Regions from separate parts of the Homo sapiens genome. Here region 2 is linked to region 1. A link is an interaction called in ENCODE POLR2A ChIA-PET data of the cell type or tissue named here. Cell type or tissue: MCF 10A. All regions are shown on one strand.

Region 1 (4,000 bases):
TGGTGGTCCAGGAGGTGGAGCTGGGCTGAGGACACAACAGCACTTCCTCATCTGCCAGGGTGGCAGCCCGGCAGGGGGCTAATGAGAAGTGAGGTGTGAGGCAGGAGCTTCTGCAATAAAGGCAATTATGGGCTGCTCAAACTGCTGACAGCATGCAGTCAGCTGCAGGGCCGTTGGTGGTAACTGATGCTACCTGTGCCACAAAACCCCCTCCCTCCTAATGAGGTTATTACTGTCCTACTGGTTGAGGGACCTCCAGGCCCTCTCTAATCCCCTCTTCTCACTTGTGGGCCCAAGCAGCCCTCCAGCTCTCTAAAAGGAAGATGGTCTTAAGGTTTTGTCCATATAGTTAAGGGGGAGAAATGCCCATACCTGCCCAGCTCTTGGCCTTCTTTGAGTTCCAGACTGAGCAGAGGGAAGTAGATGATTGCTATGGTGCCCCCCAGCACTAACGATCTGGCCTGCCCCAGGTCTAAGCTTGCCTCTCTCCGTGCCCAAATTCTGCCACTGATTCCTGATGAATGCCTGCTCAGCCTCAGGACTCAGCTCAGAATGTCCTTCCCAGGAAGCCTCCCTGGACCCTAACCCTGACGCTCCCATCCCACCTCCCACCCTGGGTTGTCATGTTGCCTTGTTTTGCTCCCTAGCCTTACCTGTAGACTCCTCCAGCTCCTCATCTTGGTGCCCATCACAGTGTCTGCCCCAGAGTTAGGTTCCATAAAAGTTGTGGACTGAATTAAACAAATGAACCAATCATTCAAACTGGCCACCTAGGTCAATCCTGAGTGGCGGGATCTGGAGAGACCAAGGAGCCTATCTCAGCCTCTCCAAAGATTAGAGCAGTGCTTAGGACCCTTCCTGGCATGCTGTGGGGGCTCAATAAATGTTAGGACCCTTCCCCTTTGCTTTCTCCTCAATCCAGGGAGATGCATGGCTCATTCTGTTAGAATATTATCATCAGGGTGGTTTTCAGGACACTTCTGTTATGAGTAGGGAGATATTCTAAAACATCTTTGCAAGACTATTTTTTAAAAAGGGTATTCCCTCTCTAATCATATTGGGAAAAAACCCTTTGCGATTTTGCCAATACCAGGCCTGTATCTGCTCCTAGCACTGTTCTATCTCCCTCCTATGCTCAAGCCAATTCTTGGAGGTGCAGATCCCCTCTCAGCCCTGGCATCTTACTCTCCCCGTGCCCAAGCTTCCAAAATTACCCCATTCACTCTCTTCTCTTCCCAACCCCAGCCCATATTTTCCTAAGCAGAAAGAAATGAGATCTAATTTATTCCACAGTATTGATAGTGGCACAATGATTTCATTTGGGGAGAGGGAGAGATTTCTGGTAGTTCAGGGGACAGGAGTGCTGCCTGATGCCCCTTTATGGACCCCTGAAACTTCTCCTTTTTCCTCCGTACCCAACCTCCTGGCTGTGACCAGGAGGAAAGCCAGGAGAAAGAAACAGAATGCTAGTGCCCAGAGCCTCCAGCCTGCCCTAGCCTTGGAACAAAGACGTGGTCGCCTGCAGGAAGCAGCACACATTCTCCACAGGCCCGTCAACCTGCCCTCAGCCTCCGTCCTGGAAAACGCCCGCCGCGCTCCACCTCTCACAACAGCTGGCCCGCGTGTCACAGCCAATTAGGCTTTGGAGGGAGTGAGAGGGAAAGCAGTGACACCGCATATTGACCCCTGCTGGCACGGGGCAGATGTGGAGGCCAGCACGCGTCCCCCGCACGGCCACGCCGCTAATTAATCACCTCGGCCACCGAGTCGTGACAGCGCTTTGCGCTCCGCGAGGCGCACTCGGAGGCAGGGGCCGGGCACCTGCGGAGAGAACGGCCGGCGGGGAAGCACTGGGCCACCAGCCGTTCCCTCTCTCAGCTGGCCTGGCAGGTTGTTTCTGGCAAGTTTTCACTAAAGCTGTTGGGGTTAAAAGTAAGGATGGAAAAGGAGGAAACTTTAAAAAGTCCTAAGTCATTACATGTAGGACAGGTTGGTGGAGCCAGCGAGGTGGGCACAGAGGAGGGGATTGGAGGGGAGCCAAGCAAAGGAGCTCTCTCTGGGGTGGGCGTTTGGGAAGAGCTAATGGGGTGCTCAAGGGAAATGAGCCTGGAACTAGGTGGCTCTCAGTCTTGGCTTACATATTTCCTCCTGCCTTCTCTGCAAATCGCCTTCATCCTATTGTTGCTTCACCAGACGTGTAGGGAAGGGGTGAAGTCATTGACCAAATGCCAAGGAGAATGCCTTCTTACACATCTCTCAAGATTGACTGAGACTTGACCTAGACCTCACTGCCTCCAAGAAACCGTCTGGAGTACACTGTGGGTGGCCTCCCTGTGACCCCCACTGCACCCTGAACGTTCCCAATCATAGCACTCAAGACACTGAACTGGAATTGTCTACGGAGTGAGCACAAGGGCCCTACCAGTGTTACTCATCTCAGTCACTCCAGGCCCTAGCACAGTGTGTGGAGCCAGCTATGAATCATATGAATCATATGTGGAATGATTCACGAACAAAGCATGATCCTTACCTTCAAGGAGCTCATGGCCTGCTGGAGAGAGCGGCTCATACCAGTTAATTGCACTGCAGACCGTACAGGGTAAGGGGTGAAGGTGGAGAAGAGGCATGCCAGCCCCAGCTTAGCCACAAAGCACACAAGTGTTCCTATTTGTGAGCAACTGCTTTTGTTGCTTTTGTGGAAATCTTGGGTCAAGTCTACTCTGATTCTATTCAAGCTCGAAATAATAGCTGAAGAAAGTCAACCACTGTATAGTTTATTCTTAGGCAAAAACTCTTTCTTTCTTCCAGATAAAGCTAGCCCTGGTCACTCAAAAGCTAAATATAAGTGAGGCTGCCTGAGGGCATGTGAAACACAGTTTGGGAACAGGGTATATGCTTCCACTTGGTTTTAGGTTGTTACAAGTTTGTTCCAGCACTAAGACTTATGGCTGATTTATGCCTATGAGATTAAGCCTGAACTCTTAGTGTGTGTGAGAGGAATGCTTTTTGGCATCCGGCCCTGACAGATAATCATACTGACATTATAAGAAGAAGAAGGAGGAGGAGGAGGAGGAGGAGGAGAAGAATAAGAAGAGGAAGAAGAAGAAGAAGGAGAAGGAGAAGGAGGAGGAGAAGGAGGAGGAGAAGAATAAGAAGAGGAAGAAGAAGAAGAAGGAGAAGGAGGAGGAGGAGGAGAAGAATAAGAAGAGGAAGAAGAAGAAGAAGGAGAAGGAGAAGGAGGAGGAGGAGGAGAAGAATAAGAAGAGGAAGAAGAAGAAGAAGGAGAAGGAGAAGGAGGAGGAGGAGGAGGAGAAGAATAAGAAGAGGAAGAAGAAAAAGGAGAAGGAGAAGGAGGAGGAGGAGGAGAAGGAGAAGGAGAAGAATAAGAAGAAGGAGAATGAGAAGGAGGAGAAGAAGGAGAAGATGAAGAGCAGCAGGAAGAGGAAGAGGAAAACAAGGGGTCAGGCAGGCATTCATTTTGCTGATATTATGGATACCAAGTGGGATGGGTTAGACATTCTCCCTGCTAAGAAGGTTTTAGTTTAGTGACAAAAGCCATTTAATTTCTCCAGGTGTTGGTGTCTTCCCTTGTCAAATGGGAATGATTATGCTAATCTTGAAGTATTGGTCACACCACGCCTTGTTTGGACATTTTTCTTAGAGAAGTAACCATTCTTGTGTGCATTATATTTTGACTTTTGATACTTCTTTTTTATGTATGCTATGCCACAAATTCCAGTTTGTGACATTTACAACAAAATTTTGGTGAGCGATAAAAGGGCCAATGTTTGCTTTTTCAAAATAAATTTACCCAGAAAAGAGCTGGTCAGTTAAATGTTTTCTTCCTGCTATTTCAAACGCTTTGTTTTTGTTTCTTTGCTTTTGCTTGATGTTCAGCACTGTGCTAGGTACTACTGGGGAAGCAGAAAAATGTTTTATTTTTCTATTTTTTATTTGGGATCTATATGTAAATACATGCTGTAAGTCTGTGGGTGAATTT
Region 2 (4,000 bases), 56 kb before region 1:
CCTCTGTTCCTAGCAGGTAACTGGTCATTAAGGTCTGACCTTTGACCAGTTAGTACATGTCTCACCGTGGGTTCCCTAGAAAGCAGAACTGAGATGAGGTTTTCAGGGAGCAAGAGTGAGGCAGAACAAAGCATGGGAGGAGTGAGCTGGCTCCCAGCACAGGTGACTGCTGGAGCCCACCAGACTTGCTAAGAAGCCCCATGAAATGCATCTCAAGACCATCTGCAGGGTTGTAAAGGGGAGGCATTTACCCACCACTCCTGTCTACCAGTGCTCAAAGTCTTGCCCCATAGGGGTATTCATTCCCTTGCACTTCAGGATTGTGCAGCTGAGGGCTTCAGGTATGTTTCTGAGGTGGTCCAAGCCACAGTGTCAACAGGAAAGGCCAGAGGTAAGGGACGAACAATGAAGGTCTGAGATGTGGGATTGTCAATCATACCTATGTGAAGCTGTCAACTACCTCTTGCAGTCATTAGGCCAAAAGGATCTGAAGAAGTGCAAGAGGGGGTGTCCAGTAGAGCACACCAAAAAACACCAGTAAATGCTTTTATTGTACCCAGTACACAACACACCTGGGCAAAAGGTTTAAATGTTTTCACTTCAACCAGTTGTTTTGACACTGCATAATGGGGCTTTGAGAAATGGTATGCAACTAAATGTTGATAAATTTGTATTTTTTTCATTAGTGGGCTCAGAACAGAAACTAACCCAAACTCTTTCAGGCAGTTCTTGCCTCCATTGTCCAATTAAAGCATCTGTTCCTTGAGTAGCTACACCCAGTTCAGTACCAGCTGATATGAACTTGGTTTCAAGCTGGGTTCATATTAGCACTCTTCTTTTCTGATGGGGCCCTGATCCCCACCTTCCCATTCCAGTATACTGTGCCCTGGGCCTCTGGGTCACACTTGATGGACAGTTGTAAGTGCCCCATCCCCCACCCCATCTGGTATGTTGCTGGGATCCATCCAAACCCCTCCTATGCAGAGCACGCTCTGTTCTCATGACACGGTACTGTGCCAGCATCTCATGATGGAGAATGATGTGCCCAGCACGGCCCTCTGCTCCAGGTGCTCACACACGTGACATTCCTCCCCACCTCTGGGCCACTCTACAAATGTGCATTTGAAAGGCTCTTCCCACACTCTGCTATATTTCATGATGCTGTTCTGCACTGACCCAGTCACACAATGATCTTTCTTTTCTCAGAATTCTAACAACATTTGATCTATGTTAAGTCTTCATACACTTTCTCTGAAGAATCATTAGTGCTAGTGGTGTGCTGGCAAATCTTCTTTCTCATTTTTTTTTAAAAAAACAAAACCTGATTTGTAGCATTTGCCACTTTCCACAAGGTAAATATTCCTACCTATCTCAAGCTGCCAACAGTTTAACAACCAGTTTGTAAAATTCTTGAATATTTAACAATGGGCTCCCTGCAGAGGACAGTATCTATTTACTCCCCTGATAGAGTTGATCACTCCATTTTTTGTTTTGTTTTTTGTTTTGTTTTTGTTTTTGTTTCTGTTTTTAGAGATGGAATTTCATCATGTTAGCCAGCCTGGTGTTGAACTCCTGACCTCAAGTGATCTGCCCGCCTCGGCCTCCCAAAATGCTGGCATTACAGGTGTGAGCCACTGCACCCGGATGACTTTTTTTAAACCACCAATGTTAGTTATTGCACTTGGTAAACTGTACTGTGGACATTTGATTACTGGCACAGTTCCCTGCTGAAGGGCAGAGCTTAAGAAAGAGCACAGGCTCTGGAACCAACCCTGATAGGTTCGTAAACCTGATTCTGGCATTTGCTGGCTATATGATCTTGCTCAAGTTCTTTGCCTCCCTATTTCTGTTTTCCAATCCATAAAATGAAGATACAAGTTTTCTATTGCTGTGCAACAAATCACCACAAGTTTAGCAGCTTCAAACAATACCCATTTATTAGCTCCTAGTTCTGCAAGTCAGAAGCCTGGGCATGGTATGACTGGGTTCTCTGCTCAGGATCTCACAAAGCTGCAATCACGGTGTCAGCCAGGGTGTGTTCTCACCTGAAGGCATTATTAAGGAACAACCTGTGTCCAGGATCATTCAGGTTGTTGGCAGAGTTCGAGTCCTTGAGCTCTAGGGCTCAGGTCCTTGCCTGCCTGCTGGCTGCTGGCCAGGAGTTGCTCTCAGCTCCTTGATGCTGCTCACCATCCCTCACTGTGTGGTCCCCTCCATCTTCAAAGCCAGCCATGGAGAATCTCCTTCCATCAAATCTCTCTCATGCTGTGAGTCTTTTTAGGAAGAGCCCAGTCCCTTTTAGGGTCTCATCTGAATAGGTCAGGCTCACCCAAGAGAATCTCCCTTTCTTAAGGCCAACTATTTAGGGACCTTGATTACATCTGCAAAATCCCTTTTGCCAGTGAACAGAACATAACCACAGGGTGACATCTCATCAAATTCACAGCTTCCATCCACATTCAACAGATGGACGTTATACAAAGGTGAAAGTTACTGAGGCTCATCTTGTAGGAGTCATTCTGCCTCCTACAATACAGCTCATAAAAGGGTTGTGATTATATATAAAAAGCATTCAGACTAGTTCTTTGCAAATAGTGAATGCTCAGTAAACATTAGCCAAATGGGAGCCAAATGAAAAAAATTTTTTTTTTTCAGAAAAGGATTTTTGGATTATTTATCTTGGCTCCAGGGTCAAATACCACTGGGAGTTCAATAGATGTTTGTTAAGCGAATGAATAAATCTCTCTCTTACAAAGAATGTTATAACATAACATTTCACCAATACAAGCAAATTTGGAGGTCATAGGCTACCATGCACATTTGAAGTCTAGCAAAACTGAGGCCCAGTTTGGTGGTGACAATGCAAAGTCATCTACTAGGGATGAAGGGCACTAGATGACGAACCTCATGATTCTCTAATAGATTTCACTGCATCCACTGCACTGAAGACATTGACCAAGAATTATCTTCTCAGTCATTTTATCCAGCAAGACCCTCAGCTGCTTGGGACAAGGGAAATGGTTTCTACTATAGTGTCTCCTAATAGCATCTACCTTAGCACTAGGCAAACAAAGGATGAGTGGACTGAATTATACTAGCTTGTAACATTATGGGAGTGATTTGACTGCATGGCCAGTTTTGATGCCAAAGACAAACTACCTCCCAACTTACCAGCAAGATCCCTGGTGTGATCATTCACAGGCAAGCAGATGTTTTTAGGAGTAGACAGCCTTTTAGACACATTCTAGTACATAATTTCCCAGGTTGTATTTTTACACAAAGTCAGGTCCAGAGATATTCATAAGAATTATTCTTAAAGAATATTAGTCACTCATCTCTTTCTTTTAGTCCAATATTCTTGCCTAATTAATTGTATTTCACAACCTTTTTCATCATTTAATATACTATCTATTTTAATTTTTTATTTTGCTTGTGTTATGTCTCCCCCAGTTAGATGTAAATTCCTTCCAGGAAGAGATTTCTGTGTTTTGTTCCCTGCTGAATCCTGACTCCTGAAACTGCCTGGTACAAAGTAGGTGCTCAATAAATACTTTTTGAATGGGAAAATGAAAGGGGCTTGGGGAAAGCTGTATTGAGAGAAATTAAACTTGATTCTTGACTTTAGAACCACTCAGAGCCTTTATTATAAGAGTATGTGCCAAGACGCTCTGGGAGGATGTGGCGTAACTGCAGCGTTTGCCCTCAGTGAGCACATCAAGGAATATGGCTCTGCAGCCTGAGAAACACTCACATTTTCTTATTATTATTGCTTCAATGAGGAAACTGAAGCCTGGGGAGGGTAAGTCATTCACCCAGGGTTCCACAGCTCATTCTTTGGGCTGGAACCTCAAATCTGCTGATGTTCAGACCACTGCTCTTTCAGCTACACTCTTCCTGAAGCATCATTAAATTCATTTCTCTGTCAGATAATAGCTAATGTTTTAAATGACTACCTTGGTCCAAACATCTTTTATCAAGAGGAAGCATGAAACTTGATAGA

The links. Peaks named below come from ENCODE experiments on the same cell type or tissue, not always from the same donor. Only the 100,000 strongest peaks of a DNase experiment are listed, where the experiment ranks them.
Region 2: POLR2A ChIA-PET joins it to region 1 with 5 read pairs; 1 of 35 experiments calls an interaction of 5 or more read pairs at or near these places.

What each region holds. Positions count from the first base shown.
Region 1 is chr1:165,115,362-165,119,361 of GRCh38, reverse strand. No RefSeq gene overlaps it. Among named protein-coding and RNA genes, the nearest start is that of LMX1A-AS2, 87 kb to the left of the region's middle. In MCF 10A, no CTCF peak of the experiment used is centred here; a DNase peak (open chromatin) is centred at 2,461.
Region 2 is chr1:165,171,676-165,175,675 of GRCh38, reverse strand. No RefSeq gene overlaps it. Among named protein-coding and RNA genes, the nearest start is that of LMX1A-AS2, 30 kb to the left of the region's middle. In MCF 10A, no CTCF peak of the experiment used is centred here; a DNase peak (open chromatin) is centred at 2,085.